Regions from separate parts of the Homo sapiens genome. Here region 1 is linked to region 2. A link is a loop called in an ENCODE intact Hi-C map of the cell type or tissue named here. Cell type or tissue: ascending aorta. All regions are shown on one strand. Links, peaks and the distances in the headings refer to the core of each region. The heading gives the core; the rest is flanking DNA.

Evidence for each region. A loop is a pair of places that touch in the nucleus more often than their neighbours do. Peaks named below come from ENCODE experiments on the same cell type or tissue, not always from the same donor. Only the 100,000 strongest peaks of a DNase experiment are listed, where the experiment ranks them.
Region 1: a loop joins it to region 2, with 4 times the contacts of the local background. A loop is called at or near these places in 1 of 110 quality-filtered maps.

What each region holds. Positions count from the first base shown.
Region 1 is chr12:105,964,729-105,970,115 of GRCh38, reverse strand. No RefSeq gene overlaps it. Among named protein-coding and RNA genes, the nearest start is that of NUAK1, 170 kb to the left of the region's middle. In ascending aorta, for the core only: no CTCF peak of the experiment used is centred there; a DNase peak (open chromatin) is centred at 2,961; H3K27ac peaks cover 2,636 bases.
Region 2 is chr12:105,859,994-105,865,380 of GRCh38, reverse strand. No RefSeq gene overlaps it. Among named protein-coding and RNA genes, the nearest start is that of CASC18, 160 kb to the right of the region's middle. RefSeq lists an enhancer at 3,725-4,226. In ascending aorta, for the core only: no CTCF peak of the experiment used is centred there; a DNase peak (open chromatin) is centred at 2,970; H3K27ac peaks cover 1,274 bases.

The DNA of each region.
Region 1 (5,387 bases), core at 240-5,239, 100 kb before region 2:
ACAGAAGAATTCTATCATCTCCTTAAATTCCTTCCTGCTGCCCCACTATGGGCAAACCTCTTGATCTCATCCCCTAACCTGTAGTCCCTGAACCACTGATGCACTGTCCAACCCTGTAGTTTTCCCTTTTAAAGTGTCATAGAAATGGAATCAGACAACTTTTTGAGTCTAGCTTTCTTCACTTAGCATGATGCATTTGAGATTCATCTATGTTGTATGTATCAATAGTTCATTCCCTTTAATTGCTGACTTGTAACCCAACATGCAGATTTATTTGTTTATCCATCCACCAGTTGAAAGACATCTGACTTGTTTCCAGTTTCTAGTAATTATGAATAAAATTAGTATAAACACTACTGTAAACATTTACATACAGGTTTTCATGTAGATATATATTTGTTGGGCGGGGGGGCGGTGTAAATGCCTAGGAGTGGGTTTGTGTCATATGGTAAGTGCACGCCAAACTGTTTTTCCAAAGTGGTTGCACCATTTTATATTCCAACTAGCAGTTTATAAGAGTTGCAGTTGCTCTGCATTCTTGTCAGTACTTGGAATTGTCAGGCTGTCTTTAAAAAAAAAATACTAGCCACTTTAATAGGTATGTATTGGTATTTCACTGTGGTTTTAATTGACATTTCTCTAATGACTAATGATGCTGAGCATCTTTTTGTGTGCTTATTTGTCATATACATATATATGTACATCTTCTCTGATGAAGTGTCGGCGTAAATTTTTTGCCCATTTTTTACTGAGTTGTTTGTTCTCCTACTGTTGAGTTTTGAGAGTTTTTAATATATTCTGCCTCCCAGTCCATTATTAGATGTATAATTTCCAGATATTCTTCTCCCAGTCTTTAGTTTATCTTTTCATTCTTTTAACAGTGTAAAAGTTTTACTTTTGATTAAGTAAGTCCATTTTACCATGCTTTTGTGTCATTTCTAAGAACTCTGCCTAATCTTAAGTCACAAAGATTTTCTTCTAAAGGTTTTATTATTTTACATTTTCCACTTGGGTATGTAACTCATTTTGAGTTAATTTTTGTATAAAGTGTGAGATATATATATATATAGGTTGAAGTCCACTTTCTTTTGCACATGAACATCCAATTTTTCCAGCACCATTTCTTGAAAGGACTATCCTTTCTCTATTAAATAGCCTTTGCACCTTTGCCAGAAATCAATTGACCATATTTGGGTGGGTCTATTTCTGGATTCTTCATTCTGTTCCATTGATTTATGTGTCACACTTTTTGCCAATACCACTTTTTGCCAATCAAGATCACAATGTCTTGATTATTGTAGCTGTATAGGAAGTCTTAAAATCAGGTAGTGTGGACTCCCCTACTTTGTTCTTCTTATTTAAAATTATTTTGTCTGTTCTAGCTTCTTTGCCTTTCTATAAAGATTTTTAGAATCAGCTTTTTGTCATCTCAAAAAAGCCTGCCAGGATTTTAATCTCTAGTGTGTTGAATCAATTTGAGGAGAATGACATATTAATAAGATCAAGTGTTCTAATCCATGAATGCAGCGTATCTCTCCATTTACTGAGAGTTCTTTTTCTCTTATCAGTGTATTTTAGCTTTTAGCATATAGGTCTTGCAATATTTTGTTAGATTTATACCTAAGTATCTTATTATTTTTGGTGTTATTATATAGGGTTCTGTTTATTTAATTTCAATTCCTAGTTGTTTATTACCAGTATTCAGAAATAAGATTGATTTTTTTAAGTATTAACTTTGTACGCTTCAGATTTGTTAAGCTCACTCCTTATTTTCAGTAGCATTTTTGCAGATTCCTTGGGGTTTCCTATGTGAATAATCACATACTTTGAGATGAGAAAGTTTGATTTCTGCTATATGCCTCACAGTTTTTTTCTTTGCTTTATTGCACTGGCTAGGACTTCCAGTAGGAGGAAAAGGAATGATTAGAGCAGACATTTTCACCCTTGTTTTGCTCCCAATCTGACAGGCTAAGAATTCAGTCTTTCACCATTGAATATAATGTTAGCTGTTTTTTTTTTTTTTTTTCCCTGTAGATGCCCTTTATTAGGTTAAGGAAGTTCTCTTCTATTCTTAGTTTACTGAGAGTTTTGATCATGATGTTAAATGTTTCAAATGCTTTATTTGAATGTATTGAGATAATCACATGATTTTTTTTCTTTAATCTGTTAATATGGCAAATAACATTGATTTTTTATTGTTGAGCCAGCCTTGCATTTTCAGGACAAAATCCACTTGATTGTACCATCCTTTTTCTGTACTGCTGTATTTGATTTTTTAGTATTTGTGGAGGATTTTTGCATTTATAAGGGGTATTGGCAGCTAGATTTTCAGATGTTTATGAGAATAAAGTTAAAGGCAGCAAGATAGAAGATTAAGCTATTTGAATGGAATTATAACAGTAATAAAAATAATGCTCAACACTTATTAAGTGCTTCCTATATGTCAGGCACTATTCTAAGCACTTTAAATGTATTCATTTATCTCATTATCATAACAGTGCTATGAGGTAAGTACTATTATTATCCCCATTTTACAAAAATAGAAGTGGAGTCAGACAACTTCAGAGTCTGTGCCAAATATTTATTTATATAAATGATATGACCCACTTCTTTTCAGAGCGCAAGTGTAATCAAATCTCCTGCATTCTTCCAGTGAACAATTGTTCATATCCCCGTTAGTAGAAGTTCTGTATCGTTTTCTTGAAGATTCCTCCCTCTTTGCCCTCATCCAAATGATCTGAGGTCCCTGGAGGCTTTATAAGTTCAAAGTGTTTTGCCTTGCCTCCAAATCCTGAGCGAGGAATAAACTAGAAAGTTGAATCTGGTTCCTAGGACTGCTGTTTCTGTGGCTTCCCAGTGAGATATCTGTGGAATGTTGGTCCCACATAACCTAGAGAAGAATGTCCTATGCCTCTGGGATGAGGGTGCTGGCCTTGGGGGGGTCTCTGTGGGGCTTGCTTGGGCTCAGATATTATTCTGAAGGCCACCATTTGGACAGGATGTCCAGGTCTGGAGGGATTACTGGGCTCAGCCACATGTTACGCAGGGCCAGGCCATTTTCTTTGACTTCTTAGGCCAGAGACCTAGTCATCAGTAACAAAATCTTTAGATTTTTGCATTAAAATATTTCTTGTTTCTTTCGGAAAAAAAGTGAAGATGTGGTCCACTTATGCCTACATTCTTCTGCAACAACAGTCAGCGGAAGCTGAGCGAGCATTCAGTGGGCAGGGTCTCTGGTACATCCCACTTCCTGCCACTTACAGTGTTCTTGTGACTGCTTAGTCCCTGAATGCATTTGTGCTTTCAATTTGTGCCATAGGCCTTTGCACTGGGCTTGGATTCTGCGTATATTTGTTAAAGTAATATTTATCGAGTGCCAAATGCTTATCAGGTACTGCCCACTGTGAATGCAGAAGTGAGCAAAATAGACAATAATCCTGACTTCCAGGACCTTACATTTTGTTTGGGGGGACATAGCCAGTAAGCCAAATAAGCACGTTATATAATTCTTTATGTAACTGTATAATTCTAAATGTAATTTAATAAAGTGCTGGGGAGAAAAATAAAAGCAGGGATGGTAGACTGGAAATGTCAGGCAAGGCAGGGTTGAAAGTGTCACAGGTTGTTAGTGATGGCTTCAGGAAGAGGATGACATTTGAGCAAAGAACTAATCCATTTGCATATTGGAGAAAAGAACATGCCAAGCAGAGGGAACAGAGAGGCACAAGGCCCCGAGTCTGGAGCACGTTTGCCAGTTTGAGGGTTAGCAAAGAGACATTGTGGTTCCAGCAAAGTGGGCAAAGAAGAGTAGGAATAGGAGAGGAGGTGAAACAGTTGGCGGGATCCAGTTTATAGCGGACCTCTTTGGGTTTTGGAGGCAACATATTCTTCATTTGAGTGTGTTATTCCAGCCCATTTACTGAGCGACCTGCAAAGCTGCTAGTTTTGAGTGGGACCCAGAACAAGAGAAGGCTCTGCGACAGGTCCAGGCCACTGTGCAGGCTGCTGTGCTGCTTGGTCCATACGATCCAGTAGATCCATTGGTCCTTGAAGTGTCAGTGGCAGATAGGGATGCTGTTTGGAGCCTTTGGAAGGCCTTTGTAAGTGAATTGCAACACAGGCCTTTAGGGTTTTAGAGCAAGGCATTGTTATTACCCACAGATAACTGCTCTCCTTTTGAGAAACAGCTCTTGGCTTGCTATACAGTCTTAATAGAGATCAAATACTTAACTAAGGGCCACCTGCATTTATAATCACCTCAAGTTATCATGCAACCTGAGCTACGCATCATGAACTGGATATTATCTGAGCCACCTAGCCACAAAGTTTGGTGTGCACAGCAGCATTCCATTATCAAATGGAACTGGTATTTATATGATTGGATATGAACAGGTCCTGAAGGCACAGATAAGTTACATGAAGAAGTGGCCCAAATGCCCATGGTCCCCACTCCTGCTCCACTGCCTTTTCTCTCCCAGCGTGTACCTATGGCCTTGTGGGAAGTTTCCTACAGTTGTTGACAGAGGAAGAGAAGCTTGGGGGGTGTTTACAGATGGTTCTTTATGATATGCAGGCATCCTCTGAAAGGGGACAGCTGTACTACTATAGCTCCTTTCTGGGACATCCCTGAAGGACACCGGTAAAGGGAAGTCCTTCCAGTGGGCAGAGCTTCAAGAAGTTCACCTGGCCATCTACTTTGCTTGGAAAGAGAAATGGCCAGATGTATCATTATATACTGATTCATGGGCTGTGGCCAATAATTTGGCTGAATGATCAGCAATTTTGAAGGCATATGATAGAAAAATTGATAAGAAGAAAATTTGGGGAAGAGGACAGACCCCTCTGAATGGGCAAAAAATGTGAAGACATTTGTGTTCAACATAAATGCTCACCAAAGGTTGACCTCAGCAGAGGAGAGCTTCGATAATCAAGAGGATAGAATGACCCATTCTGTGATAGTAGTTGGCTTCCTGCTTTCGGATCAGACTCAGACTGGAGCTTACACCCTTAGCTCTCCTAGTTCTTGGGCCTTAGAACTTGGACTGGAACTAGACCATTGGCTCTCCTGGTTCTCAAGCTTGCTGACTGCAGATTGTGGGACTTCTCAGACTTCATAACTGTGTGAGTCAATTCCTTATAATAAATCTCTCTCTCCATATATGTATATACATATATATATATACATATACACACACACATATATATGTCTCTATATATATACCTGTCTCTCTCTATATATATCTCTCTACATATATAAAGTATATACACACAATATAATTATACATATATGCACAGTGTGTATATATATACAACACAATGCTATATGTATGTGTATATATCCTATTGTTTTAGTTTCTCTGTAGACCCCAGACTATTAATACAGACAG
Region 2 (5,387 bases), core at 297-5,296:
CAGGCCACGCATGAGCCTCTCACATCCACCTGGGCTTCCCTGTTGACTCCAAGGGACCTCACCGCATGCCCTGCTTGAGCAGCCTGGAGTCCAGGTGAGTTAGTACCCACTGTGGGGACAGCAACCAACTGAGGATAGGAGCTGGTTAATAAGTTCTTCCCCTTTCCACTGACCATGCATAGCCCTGAGACACAGTTCATGTATTTCTCAGGGACTAGTCCCACAGGATCCAACAGTCCGCACACATAGCTGTGGCCACTTCGGTAATGCATCCTCCTCTTGGCTCTCCCTCTGTGGTGGATTTAAAAATATGTCCACAAATTCTTTGATATTCATTCACTCAACAGATGGAGTTCCACTTTTCTCCCTTTGAGTGTGGGCTGGATTTATTGCCTCCCTTGTAGAGAATAGATTTTGGCAGAAGGTATGAGATGTCACATCCAAGGTTAGGTTATGAAACCACTCTGGCTTCTTTCTTGGGGTCTCTCTCTCTCTCTTTTAAGGGGCGAATTGTGTCCCCTCAAAATTCACATGTTGAAGCCCTAGTCCTTGTGCCTCAGAATGGGACTGTATTTGGAGATAAGGTCATGATCGAGGTGATTAAGTTAAAATGAGGCCACAAGGAAGGGCTCTACTCCAATGAGACTGTTGTATTTGTCAGAAGAGGATATCTGGACACCCAGAGAGACAGCAGGGATACCCATGCACAGAGGAAAGGCCATGTGAGGACGTGGTGAGAAGGCAGCTGTCTGCAAGCCAAGGGGAGAGGTCTCAGGAGAAAGTGGCTTGGCCGCCACCTTATTCTCGGACTTGTAGCCTCCAGAATGGTGAGAAAACAAACTTCTGTTGTTTAAACCACACAGTCTGTAGTACTTTGTTATGGCAGCCCAAGCACACTAATACACACTCTCTCGAATTCCTCTTTCCCATCACTTGCTCTGGCAGAGGCCAGCTGCTATGTCATGTGAGGCCCATGCAAGCAGGGGACAGAAGCTTCCTGACAGCAGTCCCATTAGGGGCTTGGAAATGTGGGAGCTTCAGCCCATAGCCTGACTCTTCATGAGAGATTCTGAAGCATAGACCCCCAACCCAGCCGCCCGGGTTCCTGCCCCTCAAAACTTGTTTTTTTAAGCCACTGGGTTTGGTTAAATGCTTGCTGTTTTAAGCCACTGAGTTTGGGGGTAATTTGTTACACAGCAATGGAAAGCTAATGCCCCCTCCTTCCTTACCTCTTTGCCCTTGTCTTCACCCCTGTACCCAGGGATGGTCCCTATGGAGTGATGTAATTCTTATCAATCCTCTGATTCAGGCCCTACTTTCTGGGGAAACAGACTAGGATCATCCCAGATTTCCTCTGTGATGCTCATGGTCTGCTCTGACCTTGGCTTTGGTTGATTCTTGTCTTTTAACATTTGCCTATTCAGGATTGGGTCAGAATGTGTATTCAGTGCACTTCTAAGTCATTTCATAGAATCAAAATTTATTAATCAAACCTCTACTGTGAGTGGGGACTGTGCTAGTCCTGAAATAGAAGACGGTCAGGAAAAGCAGATATGCTCCTTTCCCCAGGTTGCACCCAGGAGTTGGGGGCCACCTTTAATCAAATATGTATGACTTCATGTGGAGCCTCCTGAGATTCCAGCCCTCCTCTAAGCCCATGGGGTGTGTACCTGGCAGAGCCTACCTAGAAGCTCTGGGACCCCCTCCTTTCTAGGTTCTCTTTCTAGCCTCCCTTTCATGAAAAGGCCACTCATTTATGACACTCAAGAGCTCAGACCCTGCACGTGTAGTTCTAGCTTCCTATGTCTTCCGTTTCCTCCTTTCCATAGGTGCTTTTTGAGAGCTGCTATTTGAGATGCCAGGTGGAACAGTGGTTATAGGCAGAGACTCAGGGGTAAGACTGACCAGGCTTCAATCATGGCCCTTCCTCACTAGCTGCAGGACTTAGGAAAGTTAAGATGCCCCAGATCCCTGATTTCCCCATCTGTGGAGGGATAATAGTACCTACTCGTAGTGTTCTTGGGAGCATCAATGCTTATAATAGATTTATGGTGTTCTAGATGAAGCCTGGCATATAATAAGTATTAGCTATTAGGATGTGCTTGGCACAAAGGAGGGAGTCAAACAAGAAGTAATCTGTACCTCCAAGAAGCTATGAACATGCGGGCACTCACATCAACACATCTAGCTGTTTTGGAGGCCTTGAACAGAGCGCCTAGTGCCCAGCACAGTGCCTGGGTCTGGCTGGAGTGCAGTCAAAGCTTGTTGAAGAAATCCAGTTGTGCTAGTCTGAATCATGGCCCTCAAAGATGTCCACATTATAATCCTCAAAACCTGCAAACATGTTCCCTTACATGGTAAAAGAGGCTTTGCAAATGTGATAAAGCTAGTAATCCTGAGATGTGGAGATCGTTCTGTATTATCTATGTGGGTCTATTGCAATCACAAGGTCCCTAGAAGAGGAAGGTGAGAGGATCAGAGTCAGAGGAGGTGGGACAGGAAGCAGAGATTGGTGTGATGTGGCCACGAGCCACAGAATGCAGGCGGCCTCTAGAAGCTAAAAGAGGCAAGGAACGGATTCTCCCCTGGAGCATCCAGAAGGAACCAGCTCTGCCAACACCTTGACTTTAGCCCTGTATGATTCATTTTTGACTCCTGGCATCCAGAAATGTTAACAGTAATTTTTGTCCTTCTAAGCCACAAAGTACATGGGAATTTGTTGTGGCAGCAAGAAGAAAAACAATATACCAGCCTCATACTCTCTGGGGAGTTGGTGATAAGAGACCTGAGTCAGTTCCCCTCACAAAGGAACTTGTTCCTCTCTGGGGGGCCCAGCCAGCTCAAGAGGCTTAGGAAGGGAGAGAACCAAGGTTCAGAGGTGAGGAGTCCTGTTTCCCCTGCATCCCTGGCAAAGGGCCTCCAGGGGAGGAGGTGTGGGGTCTTACACTGCAGCCACCCCGGGAGTGGCCTGGAGAACAGGTCCTGGGATGCACCAGTGCCCAGAGCAGGGCTGCCTGTTTCCAGGGAGCAGGAGAGCTGGGGCAGCTTACCAAGTGCGGCCCAGTCCGTGTGGGAGGTGGATGCGAACAGTACGAGGGCGGCAGTACACCACGACCGAGGTACCCAGGAATAGATCCTGTGCTGGCCCCAGATTCTTTCTGAAGGAAGTGAGGTCCTCACACCCCACCCACAGTTCGAGCAGAGCAGGTCTTTTACAGCCTGACAGAGAAGACGTCACTCTCCAGAGCTGGAAGACCTAGCTTTTGATGCTGGCTTTTGCTCATTGCCAATGTGACCTTCAGCTAATCCCATAACCTCTCCAAGCCTCAGTTTTCTCAGCTGTAAAATGAGACTAATAAAAGTAGTAGTAGCCGTAATAATCATCATAATAAAAAGTGTCTAACACTTCCTGAGGGCCTAAACATGCTAGGACTATTCTAAGCACATTCTAGATACTATTTTATTGAGATTCCATCTCAGAACACTCTGCTTGGGTGGGTCCTAGTTTTGTCCCCTTTCTAAAGATAACAGGACTTATCCCAGAGAGTTGGATTGAGTTTTAATTCAATGAGTTAAAATTTATCAATCTTTTCCTGGCATACAGTAAGGTACATAGTAAATGACATATCTGTTAATATTATTTATTTTGCCCCCCATGGAGAGCCAGGATCCCCCAGATTCTTCCATGCATTTTGAGATGAGTTTGAGCCCCTCTGGAGGCTGCTTCAGATGCTCTGTGAATCACACAGATCATTTGGTTTACTTCTTAGTGCCCAGCTTAGCAGTGGGCACACAGTAGGAACTGGGGCAGCAGGTCTGGGCTGCACTTCCAGCAGAGTGTATGTGGGCCCTGAAGCTCTTTCACAGATATGGTTTGTTTTTTGCCCCTTGGATTGGTCCATAAACCTCAAGGGCTCTTCTGAATGACAAAGGCAGTGATCGGATCTGTTTTTCCTCCTGTATCCTGCAAATGGCTTTTCAGTGTGTCTGTCCCAGGTGGCTTGGATGTCAAAAGCCCGTTGGAGCCAGGCAGTTGTTTCATTGGTGAATATTGTTCTCCTTGGGAGTGAGCCCAGCCACCTCTCAGGAGTGCATGTCTCTGAGCATTGCTTGGTTCCAGCAACATGAATCTCAATTTCTTTTGACTCAACAGCAGTAGAGCCCTCCCTTGGAAGTTACACTGGGTGAAGTATTGATTGGAGCAGATGTAATGGGCTGATAAGCTTTCTGAGTGCCAAAGAATATTGGCTTCTTATAAGTGTCTTGGCATTTGTGGATCTCCTCTCATTGGGTCCTAGATGAAGCCCCACTGAGGCTGTCCTCTGTAATCAGCAGGGCAGGCTTCACCCTGTGAGATTGGGTTACACTTCACGCATCTGTCTCCCCAGGTTTCTGGGTGAAATCATTTTCAACCTGAATGCTTACTGGTTGACAAGCTACATACTGTCATCCCTGATGGATGGGATGGTGGGAGAAAAGCTACCACCTCATTAAGGGCACAGGTTAACTGAGGGTGATGGATTTTTCATAGCTCTGAGAAAGTCTACAAATCCTTTGTATAAACACTAGCTTGACAGTGAAAACAATTTTCCCTTCTTTTGTTGAGGGCAGCAGACAGAGTAAATATTGACAGATGGACAGGTGTGCTTTGCTAAGAGGCCCACGGCAGGTAAACGAAGCAGGGGAGGAATGCTTTGGTTGAGTCATTATCAACAAAGGGAAAGCCATTCTCTTTGGGCTCCATGTTTGGTATGATGGAGATTTTATGAGCCTGAAGAGGCAAGTTGGAACTTTGTAAGGCATTAAAGGCACATCTAGGGCTTGAATTTACCCACACCCACCCCGCCAAGATTCTGATGCAGAGGGCCTGAGGTGGAGCCCAGGCATCCATCTGTATGTTTACAAAGCTTCCCAGTGGTTTGGAGGGATGTGGTCCAAGGTGGTGAGCCCTCTTAAGACAAAAATGTTTGTGTTTAGTGTGACCCTACTCCCCAGGCATTTCCCAAATATGCTGTCTCGTCCTGAGAGCTTGGGGACAGTGTAGGTGATGCAAAGATACTACCTTAACCTAAAACTTTTAGAATGTTCAACTTGGACATTGCTGGGAAGAGAGCCTCATCAGGTACAAAGATGGATGTCCCAGTTGAAATTAAATTAAATTAAAATTAAAATCCAAACCCTGACAGGCCCCACTTGACCTGCCTACCATTCTATCAATCCCTCTGGCCTCACTGCCCCTTGCTCCCTGTACTTTAGGCTCCTGCCCTGATTAGCTCCTTTCTCCTCTGGCCCCCTCCACACATGCTATTCCCTCAGCCTGGATGCTCTTTTCCCGCTTTCTGTAAGGCCATCTCTGAACCACCCCCGGAGTTCAGAAGGTGTTCCCC